Linked DNA regions of Mus musculus: all the other regions are linked to region 1. A link is a loop called in an ENCODE intact Hi-C map of the cell type or tissue named here. Cell type or tissue: left cerebral cortex. All regions are shown on one strand. Each heading gives the region's core, and the rest is flanking DNA. Links, peaks and the distances in the headings are about the cores only.

Region 1 (6,986 bases), core at 795-5,794:
CTATTCTGACTGCACACCAGCTGCTGTCTTTCCATTCAAAATGTTCTCGACGTCGGTGTTAATGCATGTGAGTCTTCTTTAAGTGTGCATCAATCCCTGCTTCCCCTCCCTTACCCCAGACACTCACACACACACACACACACACACACACACACATACACATACACACGCACGCACCCCCAGTACCCATGGGTCACTCTATCTCCTTCATACAAGTTCCTTACATCGCACCTAATGAATGCACACGACTCTCAGAATGGTATCTTCCAACTACAGTTTCTTTCGAGAACATCACCTTGTTCGTAGCACCTCCCTCTTCCCTCGTCTCCCCATCCTTTTTCCCCCTTTCCGGGCTCTCCGACCCCTCTAACTCTGGACAGAAGGCATTATTTCTCCTCCTTCCAGCCCGCGACTAAAGAACAAGCTCGCGTTTCCTGCGGGCTCCCCTTCCTCTCATTTGCCCTCCAGAATGCGCCCTCCCAACCCCCAGGTGTGCCGACTTCCATCCTCCTCTCTCCTGCATCGCCCCGGCCAGCACACCACGTTTCCCGGGCCGTGGGCTCCAGACCCCTTCACACCCACCTCGACTCTGGGTCGCTGCCGGCTCTCCTCTCCCCTACCCCGGCCCCGCAGCCTGCGACCAGAGGCGCGCGCGCGCGCGCGCACACGCACACACACACACTCACACACACGTTCTCGTCTCCCGCTTCCCCAACCTCCCTCCGCTCCTCGCCCGGCTTCCCCCGGAGCGCGGCTCGCCCGGCTTCCCGGGGGCCAGGCAGCCATGTGTGTGCCCGCCCCCTCCCGCAGCCGCCCGCTCGGCCCCGCGCTCGGCCTCCCCGCCCTGGGGACAGAAGGACGCCGCGACTCCCCCACCGCTTCCGAGTCCGCCGGTCCTCGGCCCCCCGAGAGCCTCCCCTTCCCCCGTCGCCACCACGCCTCGGCCAAGCTCCGGCGCTCACCGGAGATACTGCGCGCTCTGCAGGCTCATCCTCCGCCGCCGCGTCTCGCCGCGAAGCCTCCGTGGGTCTCTCAGGCTCCTCGGAGCGGCCCCGCGGCCCCGCGGGTGCTGGCGGTCGCCGCCATCTTCCTCTCCTCCGACTCCTCCTCGCTTGGCGCGGGGTGGGGGGGGGGGAGAGTGAGTGAGGCGAGGGGGAGGGAGTTGGGGGGAGCGGCTCCGGCAGCGGCTGCGGCTCTGGCCTGTGGGGCGCAGGGACGCTCCGGCTCCGGAGGGGGGGGGGAAAAAGAAGGGGAAAGGGGCGGGGAAAGAGGAGGGGAGAAGCAGAGGAAGGAAGTCGGGTTCGCTCTCGCGAGACTTCAGCAGCGCCGGTCCCTCTGGGTGCTTTCCGCCGCTCTGTAGCGCTCCCTCTTGGGATCGGCGAGCGGTGCGGTGCCCGCGCGCCGGCCGAACGATCCGGTGCTGGTGCCCGGCGGCCTCCTAAGGCTCCGTCCTGTTCCTCCCGGGCGCGGGGGCGGCCCCCGGCTCACCGCGGACATCGAGCCCAGAGCAGCCCGGAGTCACACTCAAAGCCTTCCGCCCGGCCACCCGCCCACTTCTCACTTCCTTCCTTCTTTCTTTTTTTTTTTTTTCCCACTCCTCCACTTTCCCCGCCGGAAACGCCACCCCTTCCTCCTACAGTTCCGCCCGCCAATTCCTCGACTCCGGTCGTCCCCTCGCGCGCCGGAGAGTGACGCAGAGGCCTCCCCCGTTTCAGCCGCCCCTCCCCGGGCACTCTGGGAGAAGGTTGGGGGGGGGGGGGGGAATAGGGCGGAGCCCAGGGAGAAATAGAAAGGAAAACCAATCCGATTGGGCAGGCCGCTGCCATGGAAACTGGAGGCTGTGGTTGTATTGTCATAGTAACTGCCGTGTGTAGACAGGGTGACCCTCCCGTAGAGAAACGGGTTCCCTGGAAACTGCCCAGGATTCCCCACTTGGATTCCCTGCCTTTTTAAAAGCCAGAAGTCGAAATGGTTATCCGAGTAGGAAAGTCCATTTCTTCCTCCCTTACTCTCCCAGCAAAAATTGGGGGAGACCCCGAAGCATTCATTTTAGGCATTGCCAGTCCCCCAAGGGTGGAAACCACCTCCATCGTTGCCTATCTGAGCCGGGTAGGGAGAGGGCCGGGCCCGAGAAGAAAAGGCAGGTTATGAAGGCCGGCGGCGAGTGGGTGGGAACGAGAAAGCGAGGGCGATGCTGCGAAGTCAGAGGAAAGGGAAGGGGCTTCCCCACCACTGTTTGAGGCTGGGCAGCGGGATCCCGCCAGAAGCGGGTCCCTAAGGGAAGAGACGGGCACATGACAACCGAGATGCGGCTCCGGCGATCGCGAATGTTCGACTTTTTGTAGCCGGTCGACCCTTGCCTAATTCCTACTCGATATCACCGGCGAGACCTCCCGTAGGCGACTTAGTGAGAGCTCGAACCCAGCCTAGGAGGCTAACACGCAGTTCTTAGGCATTTAGAATGGAGAGCGATCAGAAAGGCTGATGACGTTCTTTCCAGAGGTACCCTCAGAGAGAAAAGACGCTCCGTCATCGAAGGTTGATCTCCAAAGACCCCCTCCTCAAAAACATCTGCAGTGTTTTAGAACTTGCCATAAAAAAAAAGTATCTAGATTTATCTGCATGAGGGAGTTTAAGAAAATAATTTTCCATTTTGAGAACGAATATTTTAAGCATTTTGTGTCAGGTTTAGGGTTAAAATAGAAATAATGGATCCTGATGATGTGGAATCGTGTAGAATAAGTCATTCTGATGGAATGAAGTAATTATTGATATTTTACAGGTTTTATTTTCAATTGATGTTGAAAGTTATATAAGCAGCTATCCTAAAGTGTTTTAGAATAAGATCCAAGAACGCAGTCCTCACTGTATAGTTAAAACCAGCATTTTCAATGGGATCTTGGTTTTGGTTTGGGTACCTGATATCTTCCGGTTTTTCCATGCTGCCTAAAGAATCGCTTTACAGGTCTTTCTCTGAATCCAACTCCTATTAACCTAGAACAGTGTTTATTTGGAACGTGTTTCTGTTCTCAGGAAACGAAAGTACAGCCCACTTGGACATCATTCTCAAGGACAGCATGTCATTAACGAAATAGAAAGTGAACTATGCCCCCTCATGCTGCAAGCAAGCGCGAGTGTGAGGCGCTATGACGTATGGGCGATTGCAGCAGTACAATGGCCCCTATCTTCCACCAGCGCCAACGCACCGCCCACTCACGGGAAAGAGAGCCACCTAGTGAGAAACTGTTCACATCTCTGGTGTGTAGCTTTCTACCTCAACTCTGGAAGTCAAAGAATGGAAGTTACTACTATATATACTCAAATATTCTACTTTTTTTTTAGTTAGTATTCAGGGTGATGAATTCCATTATGGCACACATACACACACAAATATTTTATCTACCTTCCCCATTGATTTCCTCCATACTACTTTCTTCCCTCTCTTCCTTGTGCTCTCCCCCTCTTAGTCATCCATTCTGCTTTCATTGTCCTGTGAATTTCCATTAGATTCTCCACTGCTTCCCTCCCTACAGACCTTTTCTTCCCTTTTCATGGTCCTGTTTGAACTTTCATGACACATACACATTTTTAATCTAGATGCTGTGTATGAGAGAAAATGTTATTTGTCTTTTTCAGTATGGCTTCTTTTTCTTAATATTTGATCTCCAGTTCCTTGCTTTTTCAAAAAAAAAAAAAAAAAAAAACCTGGTTCCGAGGGGGTTTGCGATTGAAAAAAAATCCATTATGTATATTTTCTTATCTGCTGATGGACACATAAACTAGTTCTATTTCTTAGCTATAAGGACTAGTGCAACAATAAATATGGATGTGCCAGTATCTCTGGTGTGTTGACTTTAAGTTTTGTTCCCAAGAATGGCAGAGCTAACTTTTATGGTAGTTTTATTTTTAGTTTCTTGGGGGACTTAGACACTGACTTCCAGAGAAGCTGGGCCAGCTTACATTACCACCTACAAAGCATAAGAATTCCTTTACTCTCCACATCATCACCAGCAGGTCTGTTTTCTTCTTTCTTTTTCTTTCCTTTTGTTTGGTTGTTTTAGTTTTCTGTCTGTTTTGTTTGTTTGTTTGTTACAGACTGGTTCTCTCAGTGTAGGATTGGTTGGCCTGGTCTCTCTGACCAACCTGGCCATGGATTCACAGAGAGTGCCTGTCTCGGCCTCCCAAGGGCTGGGATTTAGGGCATGCACCCCCACTGTCTGCTGTGATTGGTTTTCTTTTCTTTTTGGGGGGGGGGGGGTTGGGGGTTTTTTGAGACAGGGTTTTTCTGTGTAGCCCAGGCTGTCCTCGAACTCAGAAATTTGCCTGCCTCTGCCTCCCAAGTGCTGGGATTAAAGGCACGTGCCACCATGCCCAGCTGTGATTGGTTTTCTTAACAGCCTTTCTTTTAATTTGCATTTCTCTGATGGCTGAAGATACCGTATGCCACCTCACTTTACGTCTGTTTCCTATTCTGAGACCCGTTTCTCCCGCTCGTTGGCCTGTTCACTGATGACTTGTCTTTGCTGTTTACTTTTTGCGATTCTGTGCATTTTCTAAATCAGTTTTCAACCTGTGGGTCTTGCCCCTTTCACAGGGGTCACATATCAGACATCCTGCATGTCAGGTATTTACATAATCATTCATAACAGTAGCAAAATTACACTTATGAAGAAGCAACAACATGAGGAACTGTATTAAAGGGACAGCAGCATTAGGAAGGTTGAGAGCCACTGCTCTATTGTTCCCATTTGATGTGTAGTTAGCAAAGGTTTTCCCCTCCTTTCTGCAGGCTCTGTCTTCAGTCAAGTGGCTGTTTTCTTTGAGGTAGAAACGTCTTTAGTTTTGTGTAGTCTCATAACCCATGGGGATTATACTCTGTGTTAGTAGAGTCCTTCTCAGAAATCCCTTGCCCATGCCTACACTTTGAGGTGTTTTTCCTGTTTTATTCTAGTTGTTTCAAAGTTTCAGGTCCTCTAATGCTGTTGGTCCATTTTACGTTTGATTTTTTTTTGTGTGCACAATAAAGAAATATGTATCAAGCTTCATTTTTCTATAAACGGTGACCAGCACCCTTTTTCCTGATGTATAATTTTGATAGTCTTATTGCTATATAGATTTGCTTGTGGATCCCCAGTTCTAGTGTGCTGGCTTACATGTCTCCTTTGTTTCCTTCTGCCAGTGGCACGTACTTTTTGTTCTGTGGCTCTTTAGTATAATGTGAAGATCCAGTACTGTGGTACTTCCGGCATTATTCTTTCTGCTTAGGACTGGTTAGACTATGTGATCTCTGTCCATCCATATGTACTTTTTAATTTGTTGTTGCTGCTTTTTTGTGAGGAGAGTCATTGCAGTTTCGTTTGGATTGCACTTGACTCTGAAGGTTGAATCTGCAGGATGGTCCCTCTTGACTCTCCTGTGTCAGCCCACAAGCAGAGGAAGGCTTGCTGCCGCATCTCAAAGTTTTCATTGTAGAGGTCTTGCATTTCCTTGGTTGAGTTTATTCCACAGCATTTTAAAAATTATTGTAAATGGAATTTTTCCTAATTTTTATAAGAAAGTTCATTATTGCTATATTTAAATGGCTAGTGATGTTTGTGTGTAGATTTTGTGCTCTACTGTTTTGATGAAAGTGGATAGAGGGTCTAAGAGTTTTCTTGTAGAATCTTTAAAGTACAGTATTATGACATTTGCAAGTAGAGATACTTTGATTTTTCTTTTTTGTTTACATATAACTCTTTTTTATCTTTCTCTTGTCTTATTGCTCTATTTATATTTCAAGCAGTATGCTAAATATTCAGTGGATTTTTTTTCCTGAAATTCATGTTATATTTTTACCAAAATGTAATTTCATTCTAAATAAAATAATGATCATAGCAACCTTTTTATGTTCAGGGCATATGTCTCCAATAAATAATAAGCACATCATATACTAACTCTATGAAAATGTTCTTATCTACTAATTTTGGATACAGAAAATGAGATAAGAGATGAATCCTTTTTTCTTACCGTGGCTGGTCTATTCACCAAACATTTCCTGAGAATTATTATATTGTAGGAACTGTCCAGGTTACTATGGATACCACAGTGAAAGAGAGATGATACTTAGAATAACTCACCTTCTGGTTGCAGCACAAGAAGTGACGAGAATGGGAAGCAATGGCTTTGGTAATTGAGATAACAAATCAGAAGCACAGATGAGATCAGAAATAAACTTCACGTTTATGTAAGCTTTCCTAAGAATTTTGTAAGATTCTTCAGTACCATTTACAATATGCCTAATAAGTAGATAGGATGATGGTAATATTTATGTAATTATTTTCAAAAATTAATAGAATTGGAAGGAGGATCACTACAAGTCTAAGGCAGCCTGGCTGTCATAGTTAGGAGACTACCTATTTCTATTGCTGTGATAAAACACCATGACCAAAAGCAAGTTTGGTTGGCCCTTTGACATTGTAGACTGTCACCGAAGGAAGTCAGGACAGGAACTCAAGCAGGGCTGGCTGGCACCTGGAGGCAGGAACCCATGCAGAGGCCATGGAGGGGTTTTGCTTACTGGCTTTCTCAGCCTGCGTTTTGATAGAACCAAGGACCACCATCACAGGTATGGCCCCACCCACAATGTGCCCAACAGTCACTAAGTAAGAAAATGCACACAGCTGGACCTTATGGAAGCATTTTCTCAATTGAAGTTCCTTCCTTTCCGATAACTCTAGCTTGTGTCAGGTTGGCGTAAAAGCAACCAGCAGACTGTGTACATGTGTTCCAGGGAAGGAGGAACTACATAAGGGAGACCCTGCATAAAATGACACAAACTGACAACAGAGACAAACATGGCGACAGTGCACACGTTCACCTTTCTTCTCGGGGTTCTAACCAAGAGCCTTGGTTGCTAGTATCAAAGAATCAAAAACCAGTGGGGTTCCAAACTACAAACACCTGCAGCGTTACTCAGCCACTTATAAATGACATCTACTGAAGGAAAG
Region 2 (6,986 bases), core at 1,101-6,100, 150 kb after region 1:
GATGGAGGCCAGTAACTGGGTTTCTTTGGTGTGTGTCTCACCAGGGCACAGCAGATGGAGCCCGTGGCCTCCGGCTCACTCCAGGCAGGAAGGATGCTGGGCTTTTCCCAAGGAGAGGGGGTTGTGTAATGATCCCACTGCCTTGGCCTCCCTGACCCCGCCTTTGGCTTCCAGAGACTCCGTGCCCTCAGAAATTCCGCCCACTGCTCTCTTTAGGGGATTTCCTTTCTCAGGGAGAACAAAATGACCTCTTTTGGTTTTTCAAAAACTGCCTGGGAACGAGTTTCCCAGAGCTGACCTAACTCTCGGCAGACGACTCAAATGGAGTCCTTTCTTGTGAGCCTTGCCTCTGCGGCCCTGGTCTCCACTCCCACCCACAGAGGCCAAGTCTCTCCTCTAACCTGGGTGTTTCTCCTTCAGACATGACTGAGGTCTGCCAACAAGAGAGAGTGTCAGGCTGGACGCCCAGAGGGGCTAGATAGCTAGGCCACAGAACCACTAGTTACCTTAAGGCCCAGGGAACAATGGCTGGCACATTAAATTCTTGTTGTTATTAGTCCGGTTCCAGTGAATGATGGCATGAGCCGTACATGTATATGTATAGGGGTGTGTGTGTGTGTGTGTGTGTGTGTGTGTGTGTGTGTATGTACAGATATGTGTATATGCAAGTGCCTGAGATCTGGTGTCTTCTCAGTGGATTTCATGTGTGTATGTGTATGAATATATATGTGTATGTGTAAATAAATATATATTTATATATAATTTAAACATATAAAATATATACATAAATTTATATAAACATATCAATGCATAAATTTATATAAATACATAATTGTTTGTTTAAATTTATATAAATATTTATATAAATATAGGTAAATATATAAAGATATATATTTCTTTTTTCTTTTCTTTTTTTTTTTTTTTAAAGATGAGGTCTCTCACTGAACCTGGAACGAGCTCCAGGTATCCTCCTGGTTCTTTCTCTAGCCACTGCAGTCTCTTGTCTCTGAGCCTTCTCTTATCTTTTAATAAAGAAAGAGGAAAACAGAGTCAACTTTCCTCGGTTTCTTCACTTCCCAAGGCTTGCACAAAGCTGGGTATGATGGTCTATGTCTATAATCCCCAGTACTTGGAAGCAAGAAGATTAGGAGCTAAGCTACATAGCAAGTTTGAGGCCAAAAAAAAAAAAAAAAAAAAAAAAAAAAAGTATGTGTTTTTCAGGGAAGACTTAGCATACAAGTCTACTTGTGGTTACTGTTGGGCTCCTACTCAGCAGGAATTAAAGGCTGGGGCACAGAGACGGGCACTGCACACGTGCCAAATCTGAGTTCCAAGAGAATTGGCTACTTTGGATTTCCAGCAGATCTTGAAGGATGTGTGAGAAATTGCTTGGTTTAATCAGTGTTTGCTTAGTGTCAAACCTATCTGAAATGTCCTGATAAGGGCTTGGGGGTGGGCTTTGTTTGGGGTGCATAAGGCAATAAACTGGAGGAGGTGCAGTTCCTGCCCTTCAGAAAACTGGCAGTACCCCACACCCCTGGACAGTCTTTCACACACCCATGCCTGGCCAGCTCTGAGGCCTGGGGGATGCCTGGTGCTGCATCAGCCTTTGGAAGCAACCTGGGGGTGTTGTTCAGCTCAGCCTATGATCTGATCTCCATAGACAGGAAAGAGATTGTGAGGGGACGGGGAAGGAGAGCAGGCATGCATGCAGACACACATGCCTATGTGTGGTATGTGGGGTGAATCTGCTCCCTTTTCAAGCTGAGAGGTCTAGAGTGGAGGAAGAGGCCAACCCTCTCCTCTTGCTCACAACACACAGAGCAACCACTGATCTCAGTAGGGAGTCGCAGCCACAGTAATGCCCCCCCCCCCCAGTGACACAGACACTTGGCTTGCCACCCACGCCCTCTTCATCGTTCACATGACTCCTGTGACCTCTGCCAAAATGAATACCAGATTCCAGGAAAGAAAGCTCCTGGGAACCCGAACCTGTGGAGTTGGAGGGGAGTCCAGTGATGTCACTACCGCTGCTACATGCACATCAGAAGCGTCCCAAGGAGAGGAAGCAAGCCCACCCTATCCCTAGGGTGGCAAAGCATTTCAGTAGCTGTTAGGAAGATGAACCCTGAATCCCCTGAGTGGTTTGCTCAATTCCTGGGCTACTGTGATATCTTAAGAATGTTTTGGATGCAATACTTTTAACTGGATTGAATTAAATATCCATGTGTTCTCTGGATGGGCACCGGGTGAGAGACTTAGAACTAACTGCTGAGCATGTTACTCAACACTCCACTCGGGAAATGAGTCTGAGTGTTCAGAGTGTGCAGATGCTTTTTGCCCCGCGATGTATTTTGTGCTTGTTTTTTCCATCTTGTTGAAACAACTGGGAGCCGGTTCTGTGTGCTGCGCTCACCACCAGTGTCCTGGACAGCCCGGCGACTGGGCTTTCATTGTTCCGGAATGGTCAGCAGCATAATTTTGCAGGGATAAAATGCAAAACTGTAAAAAGGGGTAAAAAGAGGTAAAAATGATCCACATACGAGAAGATGTATAATTGGTTGAAATACTTGAGTGTCAGGTTAAGCTCTTGGTGGTTGTTTTAAGACAGGGCTTTACACTGTGTAACCCAGGTTGGCGTTGAACTCATCTGTCTTGTTTTTTTTTTTTTGTTTTTTTTTTGGTTTTTCGAGACAGGGTTTCTCTGTGTAGCCCTGGCTGTCCTGGAACTCACTCTGTAGACCAGGCTGGCCTCGAACTCAGAAATCCACCTGCCTCTGCCTCCCAAGTGCTGGGATTAAAGGCATGCGCCACCACTGCCTGGCGGGAATTTAAATTCCTAAAAAACAGCACATACACCATGTTCTACCCTTCCCTACGAGCAACTGCAGTTATAAGAGAAAAGTTCACATTTATCCTGGGAATTCAGGTTTTAAGGTGCCTATACTTTTGCATACACATGTCCTATATAGCTCAGCACATTAATACATACATACATTGTAACTACAAACAATTACCTAAAAAGAAGGGCTGACACAGGTCCACCCCTGTGCTACCTGTGCCCTATCTTCTACCCCCTTGTCCTTCAGTTTTACCCTGTCAAGCCTAGCTGAGTATTGAATAGGTCCAGACTCTGATCAGGGACTGAAGATACACAGTAAACCGTGCTGTTTCCCTTGTGGGAACATGTAGTCAAGCCTAGCCTGTTGGTACATGCAGAGATGCAGAAGGACAGGAGTCCACTCCTCAAGGTCAGGGAAGATGGTGTAGTGAGTGGATTTCAAATGGCTAGTGGGTATTGCCACGGTGGTGAAGTATAGTTCAAGCAGAAGAAACTAGCGAATAAAGGCACATGTCTATGGGAGACAGGGTCAGAGGTGAGAGGAGAAAGCTCAAATGCGCCAAGCCCTCCAAATATGGCATAGTTGGAGCTTGCCAAGGACTTGTGACAGGTTTGCAAACACGTAAGAGGGTGAGTGGCTGGCTTGGAAACTGGGCAGTAGGATCCACGTGGGAGATTGCCTGGTACTTCCAGCTATGACTACTGTTAGCTGAGCCTGCTTCCCAAGTGTGTGGCATGAAGCTGTTACACATCAAAAGCTGCTCCCAGCTGGGCAGTGGTGGTGCACACCATTAATCCCAGCACTTGGGAGGCAGAGGTAGGCGGATTTCTGAGTTCGAGGCCAGCCTGGTCTACAGAGTGAGTTCCAGGACAGCCAGGGCTACACAGAGAAACCCTGTCTTAAAAAAAAAAAAAAAGCAAGCTGCTCCCATAGCTACACACTTAGTGGGGTCCTTAGAGACAAAAACCGGTCAGAGCTGGGCTCTTGACCTCAGAGTTCGTGCTTCCAGTCCTTTATGCCAGCCTTTCCCTGAGGGGCCCCAGTAGTAATAATTAGTGATTAATTATTGCCTGCCATTGATGGCAGATTCAAAGACGCCTCTTTGTCAAGAAAGAAATGTTTTAAAAGAGAAAATATCTCAACACTCCCGTGCCAGGAATATTGACAAGTTGCTATTAAACGTATGTTTTCTTGTTCCTTACAAATCAAACACCCACTCACGCCGGGGAAGAGAGTTTAACCGGTTGGCACAAAATCCTGGAAGGCAAGCTTACCGTTCTCTTCGAGGGGGGTGTTGGGAGGGGTGACTCCAGTTCCACCTCGGAACTGTGGGATGTGAGGCATGCATGCGGGAAGCTCTGTGGCCTTGAGCTTCAAAGCACTCTGCGTTACTGCATCTTCACACTTTACAGTGTATCCTTCCCCACCCCACGGTTCATAACTTCCCAGAAGACAGGATGCCTGTGCTAGGGGAACAGGAGGCCGTGGAAGCTGGAGGTGGGAAGAAGTGAGGGAGACAAAACTGACATTGAAAGCAGACCCGGCCTCATCGGAAAGAACACTGGTTGGAGGAATGTGGAAAATGAATAAGCCCAAATGGTTACACTGAAACGAACCCGGAAGCCAGGTGCGGTGGCCCACACCTGCCTGTAATCCCAGCACCCGGAAAGGGAAAGGCAAGTACCAGGAACTTGGGGCCATCAGCAGGTTTGAGACCAGCCTTGGCCAATGAGACCGTGCCACAAAACAAACAAACAAACAACCTGGTACTGAGCACCCTGTCAGACACAGCTCATTTGTCCTTATAATGACCCTTGAGAAAGCCACTCCTGACATCATCTCCACGAGGAGCCCAGCATCACATCGCTAGAAGGCAGGCAATAGAGTCAAGATTTGAACCCAGTTATTTTGGGAGAACCTTGGTGGAATCTCATTCTGTTGGCCCAGATTTTAAGCCACTTGTCAAATGTTGGCCCCTTTTTTAGGGAGAAACAGGATTAGATAAACTGTTAGGAATGTGTCTTTTTCCTCAGGAAATGTACAGTGCAATATACATATATATATATGAAACCGTGCCACAAAACAAACAAACAAACAACCTGGTACTGAGCACCCTGTCAGACACAGCTCATTTGTCCTCATAATGACCCTTGAGAAAGCCACTCCTGACATCATCTCCACGAGGAGCCCATATATATACTTTATATATATATAAAGTATCTCTCTACCAAATAGTATAACATGAAGCTAGGGGAGAAAAAAAAAAAAAAAACAGTAAAGTCAATTTGATGAGATCAATTTGGGCTGACTAGATAGCTCCAGGGGGTGAGGGCCCTTGCAGCCAAGCTTGGTGCCCCCGAATTCCATCCCTAAGACACACCAGGTGGAAGCTGAGAAACAATTTCCACAAGGAATTCCTCCAACGCAGTGATGTGCAGGAGTGCCCCCACTCCGCATGCAAACTAACTAACTAACTGACTAACTAACTAGCTAGCTAGCTAACTAACTAGCTAACTAAGGTGTAGTAGGGGGAGGAGTGGGATAGACTATGAAAACTCTCCATGCTTTCTGTAACTCGATTGTAAGTGGAAAAAATTAATTTTATATTCTTATTTCATATCTTGCGTGTGTGCACAAACACGCAGTGTATATGCGTGTAGTAAGACGGCTTGTCAGAGTCAGTTTTCCCATCCCATCCTGTGACTCTCAGGGACCCAGCTCAGGTTACAAGTTTAACCGCAATGCTTTTATCTTAGAGCCGCCTCCTTTGCCCAAGTCTGAAAATTTTTAAAAAAATAAAATAAAAGAAGCCCCTGGTTTCTCTTCCTTTGAGCCCTCCCAATCTTGAGAGCTCACTCTCATTTTCCCTTAATAAGTCTGGATTCATTCTAAAAATGAAAACCAACCCAAGCCTATGACTGATGTGCCTAAAAAAAATTGGTTTTTTTTTTTTTTTTTTTTTTTTGCTTTTTCTATTTCATAGTGTTTATAAATTTCTAAATTTATCATGGCTAAATTTGACAGACTGTGAGGAGAGATGTGTGCCTGCATCGGGAGGGGACCTTAGATGAGGCTCATTTCTCAGGCGCTGGGAACAAAAAGGAGATTTCATGGCTGTCAGTCATCCGGGCTATAAAGTGGATCCCACTGAGAAGGAAGAGGAGGCCCTGTCTTGAGCTTGGCTGGGGACAAGCCTCTTTGTCCGCTCCCCCACCGAGAAGTAAAAAGAGGTCCTTGCTGTTTGAACTTCCAGGAGAAAAAAATAAAATCCTTACCAGCTGAGCGGCAAGGAGCCAGAGCAATAAGTTTTGCCTGGTTATTATATAACGTAATTCTGGATGGGGGAAATACAAGACTGCTTAGAAATGCTTTCACTGCTGGTGGCCCTAATCATCCCCTTAGAGCTCTTCATAAAGAACCAATTAATTAATTAATTAGGACTTGTGAGGAGAAAGGGTCTCTCCTGGTCCTCAGCCAGGAATTCCCGCCATGGCCCTGGCTCCTCACTCCAAAAGCCTGTTCTCTGACTAGCAGCCACAGAAACCATTTCTCTGTTGGAGCAGGAGGGTTTCTGAAGTGTAGGGGCTGACAGGACACTGGCCTTTGCCTAGTTGAACAGTGAGGAAGTCGGGCAGAGCTGGGGAGCAGGGCTCACACAACCCTTCCTGCAGGCTGGAAAGCTAACCAGGGACCTTGGCGCCCAGCCACTGCAGTCTCCCTGTGAAGGAAACACCTTCACCAGGCAGAGCGTTTGTCATGCTGGTCCTTGGCTCGGTCACTTTTTCCAATAGTATTCTTCTGTGCTAAAACCAGGGCAGGATGAAATACTAGCCCCTTGCTTCCTATCCTCTGGGGCCATAATTCTTCCACCTGCAATAATATCGTTAGTTACTGCTGGTCCTTTGCTTCATGTATCCAGAAGAGGCTTCATCAACCTTGGATCCATCAAAGAACAGAATTATAACAATTTAAGAATCTTTAGTTTTTGAAATGCCATCACTACTTTATTTATTTATTGTGTGCTGGGGGACAGGGGTATACACACATGCTACAGCAGTCCACGGAGGTCAGAGGACAGTTTGCCTCGTGGGGTTGGTTCTCTCTTTCTACCACATGGGTCCTAGGGATGGAACTTGACTGCAA
Region 3 (6,986 bases), core at 1,333-6,332, 78 kb after region 1:
TTAGGTCTCAAACATGGGACAGATGGCTAACGGGTGCCTAGTAGTGTACCAAAGTGGACACTGGCCTCCAGGTGCTCCCAGCATCTCTCAGTATCTCCCTGTTACAGAGTCTTCCTGGCTGGCATACCCTATTCCCTACCCTAAATTTCTCCAGCCCCAGGACTGGGCTTGGCTTTCTCCTTTCCCCTAGTTTCTCTGACCCCTATATAACTCAGCCATTTTGCCTAAACCAGTGTCTTGGCCCAAGCTGCTTCTTGGTCAGCAGCTCCTCTTCAGCGTTCCCTTCCCATCTCCCCTCACATGACCTGGCTCAGTCTGGCCGTGTTCACTCTGGACTCTTCTGGATGCCTCTGGCTATGCTCTCCCTTTTATCTACCATAAACCTTCTCCTCCACCTTACCAAGGAGCAATCATGTCTTCCTCTTATTTCTTTTTTTTTTTCATTAATCTTTCTCCATCATCTGCCTACCTTCCAAGATGTTCAGCAAAGCCCTTCCTTTTCTTTGTGTTCTCGAAACATGAATGTTTTGAGCCATGAAGGAAGGAAATGAGACAGTGCCCATTTGCTAACTGGGACTGAGCCCTGGTCAGAAAGATGGCGACCCACAATGGTCTGGCGAACGACCTCAAAGCAGATTCTTTTTCAAATATTCACTTCATGGATATTTACTCGGTCATCTCTATGTGTTTGGCATTGTTTAAGTTGCCAGCAATACTACGTTAAAACAAGGATAAAGTCTCTTCCCTTAGTACTTGTTTATCTCCTGGTTGAGGGAGATGGGCAACTTAAAAACAAACTATACATCAAAGTGTTACAAAGGAAGTGATGGTGCAGAATTAATTTTTAAATGTTGGATAAATATCTTCCTAAATATTTTTGACAACTATCTACTTATTAGAGGACTAATGGTTTGTGGACATTTGTTTAATAGAGCTTTATTGATCATGTGCAAAGTCCAGTTCTGACAGTGCAGTAAGTGAATTGGCTATTCTTCAAAGTGTACCTGGTCAATTGTGAAGATGTGACAGGCCTGTTATTATTTAAGAAGAGATTAAGTACCCATAATGAATAAACTTTATATTATATTTGGCCAATGTACATTTCTTTAGAACCTTGACACTGACCCAGGGGAGAGAAGAATCTTAAGATCCCACCTTCACCCCAATCTGTGTTCTCACTTGATTAGATCTCTACCTGCTTAATGCTTCTCCATCACTACCACCCCCAACTAAACACGTAGGCTTTCACATCTGTCTTCCTGCTCACAGCTGGTCATTTTTCTGCTAGTCTTTACCAAGGTAGGTAGGCAGCATATAGCTATGTCCCGTTTCTCAACTTGATCCCTCACACCTGAGCCACCTTGGTTACGTTATATCCCTGGCCGTAGCTTCTTTATCTATAGACTCTAATGTTAAGCCAACTTCATGAGGTTCTTGTGAAGACCAAATTCAATAACATACTTAAAGTGAGTAGATTACCTGGCACAGGCAGTGTTTTAGTTAGAGTTAGCTGTTTCTGTTCTGTTGTTAGCCATGATCTCATCAAGATTCCCGTGGGAACCTCTCTCCCTCATTCAGAAGGATCGGTGCTAGTTAGGATTATGAAACAGAGATGTGTTTCTCTTTGAAACAGTGGAACTGAATGAAGCAGATTTGAGTTGGACCTTGGGAAGGGGAGGATGCAGATAGACACTTGGGAGGGGGAGGGCAGCGGAGAAAGCCATTCTAACAAGAGAGAAATCACCACAAGCAGGAGGACTGAAGTCCTGAAGATGGGTGGCATTGAAACACTGTTTTGTTTTTGTTTCTTTTATCTGAATGCTGAGTGCACAAAGTCTAGACTACGAGATAAGCAGGAGATAAGCATGGGAAGCTGTTTTACACCCTGTGGAAGCAAGTGAATGTTAAGGATGCTTGTCTTAGAGTTCATAGGCAGATGAGGCACTATAGTGGATTGGGGGCAAGGATCCTGACTTGATCTTGATCAGAATGTAGGTATATAGGGCTGAGGGCTGATTACCCCAAAGCTAAATGACTCAAAGCTATAGAATTTCTAAAACCAACTGTAACACCAAACTGCACAGCCAGCCTTAAACATTGCTTCTCATCTGCATTTCATCAGACAGTTTTATTCTTAACTTGGTATTTAGCTAGTTTTGTCTGTCTATTAGGTTTTCCTCAGGAATTGTCCAAGAAAACAAATGAATTAACTATGTATTCTAAATCAAGCTACCCCAAATTCTTTGAAAAGATATTAGAAAAAAACCAGATAAGGATTTTTTTTCATCACACACATAAATTTTCAGGGCAAACAAGTGACATTTAAAATAAATCTATTCTACGAGTGTAGCTATTTGCATGGATTTAGGAAATTGTATGTTCTGTGAAATAATGTATTGGTTTATAAACATTGGCCATTCCCCTTTGTAGTGCTGGGGAAATGAGCCGGGGCCTCAGACAAACTCTGGAAGCACTCTAACACCAAACTGCACAGCCAGTCTTAAACATTGCTTCTCATCTGCATTTCATCAGACAGTTTTATTTCAACTCATCAAAAGTATTCTTAAAATCAGCGTCTTTGTCATCGGTAAAGTGGATTTTTGAATCATCAAAAGATTTTTGAATAGTACTTTGTAGCACGTCTGTACAAGTAGTTACACTTCTGTTTAAGATGTCTAATGCAAGGTACTTTTCATAGGGCGTGGTGGTGCATGCCTGTGATGCCAGCCCTTGGGAAGATAAGCCACGAGGATCATCATAAATTAGGAACCTATCTGGGCTACAGAGCTTCACAAAAAGGAAAAGTTAGCTGTAGCACAAATAAAAATTCAATGTTGTTTTCTTTTTTTTAATTAGATATTTTCTTCATTTACATTTCATATACCTTCCCCCCTCAATGTTGTTCTTATCTTACACAAATGAGTATTTGTAGTCAAGGGTAAAATTTTATTATACAATTGATGTCTACCATATTACTATATACTACATTACATTTTTTAACTACTAAATTTTTTTTCATTTTGTGCAAAATACTGCTGCTGCCACTTCAAGTGGAAAAGGCAGGTTCTATAATTCTATAATACGTAATTATAGAAAGATCACATAGCTTCAACTGTGGAAAAACAACACCCCACACAGTTATTTTTAATTTTTTTAATCTCATATTCAATGCCCACCCTTGCCATTGTGATTTGAGTGCCCAGGAATCACTAAACATGTGCTAGATTTGCCTGATTTTCCTTTTATTAAGATCATAAGACCTTTTCTATAGCTGCTTACATGGAAAGAGAGGTGTCTGAAGTCAATATTAGGTCTGCCAAGTGGTATGTAGCTATAACTGAAGAACACTTCAAAATATAGATTTTATAAGGATTTAATTAAAAAAAACTATTTAGTTATAGTGTGAGCACACGTGCATGTTTGTATGTGCCAGTGGAAGTCAAAGGGCAATTTGTGTAGAGCCCCGCCATGTGGAGATCGAACTCAGGTCCTCTTGCTTGGTGGCAAGCACCTTTACCCACTGAGTCATTTTACTAGCCCAGTTATATAAAGATTTTTATATGAGATAACTTTTCTTGAGGAATATTTTGGAAAGCCTCAAATTGTATTTGGACATATATGGTCTCCTTTCTATTATAGGCAATGAATAATTTACATTGTCTATACATACACATGGCCTGGATCATCTCAAAGTGGGTTTAATATGTGTGCACCTTGGAGGGTGTGGGTGTGGGTGAGGGTGTGGGTGAGGGTATGGGTATGGGTGTGGGTGAGGGTGTGGGTGTGTATGACGTGCTGGAATAAAACACAAGGTTTTGCTCACCCTAGGCAAGTGCTCTATCACTGAAATGCACTCCCAGTCCTAAGTGGGTATAATTTTGCTTGAAAGATTATTCTTCAGGCAACAAAATGCCAGAATCTAAAAGACAAACAAAAATGAACACACAAAACTTCAACATCAGATCTCCATTTTTTACTGTTTCTTCTTCGTTTTCCCTGACACATAGCTTAGTGCTATCCTGAACTCTCAGTACCTAGGACCTGTCCCTTTGTAGCTGACCTCCTATGCCCCAATTTAGGCAACATGTAGGGATTTAGGCAAAGCTATGACTAGAGCAGTGGTTCTCAACCTGTGGGTCACAACCCAACTGGGGGTTGAGTAATCCTTCCACAGGGGTCACATATCAGATATCCTTCCTATCACATATTTACATCATGATTCATAATAGTAGCAAAATCACAGTTATGAAGTTATAATGAAAATAATTTTATGGTTGGGGTCACCACAATATGAGGAACTGTATTAAAGGGCTGCAGCATTAAGAAGGTTCTGAACCACTGGACTAGATTATAGGTATCCCAAGGGCAGACACTGTGTCGCGATTTTACCTCAGTCCCTGGCATGAATCAGGAGTCAGGGATGTAAGGAACAAGAGCCACGCATCGTCACGTGATAAGAAATCATTCCAATATCTTCGAGAGTTGGTACAGATTTCAAATGGATGCCGTAAGCAGACTTCAACAGTTGTTCATTCCAACTCCATACACATTCCGATAGTCGCCATCTGTTGCCTAAATGTATGGGCGGCCGAGCCTTACTCTGGAGGCAACGAGAAGACCGGGAAGGCCTGCCGCATGGCTGTGGGGGCTTTTCTGAAAAGGCTCCAGGCTCTGTCTGTTTGTTTCCATGCAAGGCTTTGGTTTTGTGAGAGTGCCAGGCCTCATGTCTTCACAGAAGACATGCAAGTCCAGTGTGCCTGGAGATCAGAAACCTGCTTGAGTTTTCTTTTCTCTTCGCCAGGTCCGAGCCTGCCTTCTTCCTGTCTCTCTCAATGTATTTTTAGATTGTTAGATAGCTGGTGATTTTTTTTCCAGGAATTTCTGGCAACTAAGGATTTTAGGCCAGGCTTCCATCCTCACTTAGCAGTTGACAATCGTCGAAATTTTCCAAGCACGTATGTGAGCATTGAGTGCCCCCCCCACCCCCACTCCCTTCCTTAGTGTTTTGTGGCAGCTAGTCTGTGTTCTTCAATAGTGACCTGGATCACTGTGAATACACATCTGGCCTGAGGCTCTGCTTGGTGACCATCAGGGAACAAGATAAATAATACCATAGGTAGCCATCTTCATTGACTTCTCCCTAATTTGTGTTGTCTTCAGCCAGGGGACTGAAGGCAATGAGAGATTCGGGTTGAAGCTGAGTGGAGAAGTGATTAGCAGGTCCAGGGTCATCAGCATTAGAGCAGACTGTGGGAGGGCTTGTCTCTGGAACCGATGCCCGTTTCAGACCTTATTTCTGCTCTTTAGCATCCGTACAATCTAGAGCAGCACACCCATTCTGTCTGCGTCCCAGTTCTTCATGTTGACTGGGTGTATCATAGCTCCCAGCTCACTGGAGCTTAGTGATCATAGTAGTGATATTTATCTTTTCTTGTCCTTTTTAAAAAAGATTTATTTATTTATTTTATGTATATGAGTACACTGTAGCTGTATAGATGGTTGTGAGCCTTCATGTGGTTGTTGGGAATTGAATTTAGGACCTCTGCTCGCTTTGGTCAGCCCTGCTCGCTCCGGTCAACACCCCCTCCCTCAGTCCCTGTTCACTCCAGCCCAAAGATTTATTTATTATTATAAATAAGCACACTGTTGCTGTCTTCAGAAACACCAGAAGAGGGTGTCAGATCTCATTACGGGTGGTTGTGAGTCACCATGTGGTTGCTGGGATTTGAAGTCAGGACCTTGGGAAGAGCAGTCAGTGAGTGCTTACCCTCTGAGCCATCTCGCCAGTCTCCCCCCACCCCCATTTACCTTTTCGAAGAGTTCTTTTTCTTTATTTTATGTATGCAAGTGTTTCGTCAGCATGCATGTATGTATATCACGCCCATGCCTTCTTGTTCCCATGGAGAAGGTGTCAGATATCCTCAGAACTGGAGTCACAGGTGATTTTTTTCTTTTCTTTTCTTTTCTTTTCTTTTCTTTTCTTTTCTTTTCTTTTCTTTCTTTTTTTTTTTTTTTTTGTTGTTTTTTTTTTCGAGACAGGGTTTCTCTGTATAGCCCTGGCTGTCCTGGAACTCACTTTGTAGACCAGGTTGGCCTCGAACTCAGAAATCCACCTGCCTCTGCCTCCCAAGTGCTGGGATTAAAGGCGTGCTCCACAAGTCACAGGTGATTATGAGCAGCCATGTGGGTGCTGGGAACCAAACCTAGGTCCTCTGAAAGAACAGTAAGAACTCTTTACCTCTGAGCCGTCTCTCAAGCCTCACTAGCTGGCATTTCTAAACTAAGCAATTGATTGAAGATACGGTCACATTATATATATTCTCCTATCCCAAATTATTTCCTCCCTGGCTAGGTAAGAGTGTGTGCTTTTTTTTGCTTGCAGAATGTTGGGAGAGGGAAGGTCCAGATCTGGTCCATCTTCCACGCAGGACAGGCAGTCACGATGCTGTTCATCTTCCCACCTATGAACAGCAGCCCCTCTGATATTCACGGTTGTTGGCTGATCCTTTCTAGAGACCCCCTGTCACAGCGTAGCCTCTCATTTCTCCCTGATTCTCACAGTAGTTAGCTGGATCAGGGTGTTCTATTACTGTGAACCACTGAAGACTCCCTGACTCTTTATTCCTGTCTAAGCTCCTCTGACATCCCTCCAGTTCTCACACTGATTCCAAAGCAGTCTCCCTAAGCCATTCCTCGCTGTTCTTCTCTGTTGAAGGTTAGCACCCCTTCCTATTGCCTGCACAGTAACAGAAGACAACCTCTTTTGGCCTTGAGAACCTCCTACTCTATGACAAGACCACATTTCTCAACAGCCCAACTTCTGCCTTTCTTTTTCCAAATTATCCAAGATGCTTTAATAAGAATTTCTGACTTTAAAGTTTAAGGACCAACCATCACTATCTTTTTTAGTGTTTGGGTTTTTTTTTTTTAATGCTTTTGTCTGTCTGTTTGTTTGTTTTAAGAAAAAGCTTCTTGTATCCCAGGTT

What was found. A loop is a pair of places that touch in the nucleus more often than their neighbours do. Peaks named below come from ENCODE experiments on the same cell type or tissue, not always from the same donor. Only the 100,000 strongest peaks of a DNase experiment are listed, where the experiment ranks them.
Region 2: it touches region 1 in a loop (2.2-fold over the local background); 1 of 42 quality-filtered maps calls a loop at or near these places.
Region 3: a loop joins it to region 1, with 2.3 times the contacts of the local background. A loop is called at or near these places in 1 of 42 quality-filtered maps.

The regions. Positions count from the first base shown.
Region 1 is chr1:152,901,547-152,908,532 of GRCm38, forward strand. Smg7 (Smg-7 homolog, nonsense mediated mRNA decay factor (C. elegans)) reads right to left here and starts at 1,100. Exons shown (of 23, transcript NM_001160256.1): 1 at 963-1,100. The coding sequence starts at 991. In left cerebral cortex, for the core only: CTCF peaks have their summits at 1,363 and 3,208; DNase peaks (open chromatin) are centred at 1,354, 1,728 and 3,183; H3K4me3 peaks cover 2,478 bases; H3K27ac peaks cover 2,176 bases.
Region 2 is chr1:153,048,226-153,055,211 of GRCm38, forward strand. The region is part of intron 1 of Nmnat2 (nicotinamide nucleotide adenylyltransferase 2); the gene reads left to right. Among named protein-coding and RNA genes, the nearest start is that of Nmnat2, 97 kb to the left of the region's middle. In left cerebral cortex, for the core only: no CTCF peak of the experiment used is centred there; DNase peaks (open chromatin) are centred at 3,489, 4,203, 5,598 and 6,003; H3K27ac peaks cover 265 bases.
Region 3 is chr1:152,978,988-152,985,973 of GRCm38, forward strand. All of the region lies in intron 1 of Nmnat2 (nicotinamide nucleotide adenylyltransferase 2), which reads left to right. Among named protein-coding and RNA genes, the nearest start is that of Nmnat2, 27 kb to the left of the region's middle. In left cerebral cortex, for the core only: no CTCF peak of the experiment used is centred there; DNase peaks (open chromatin) are centred at 3,763 and 4,613.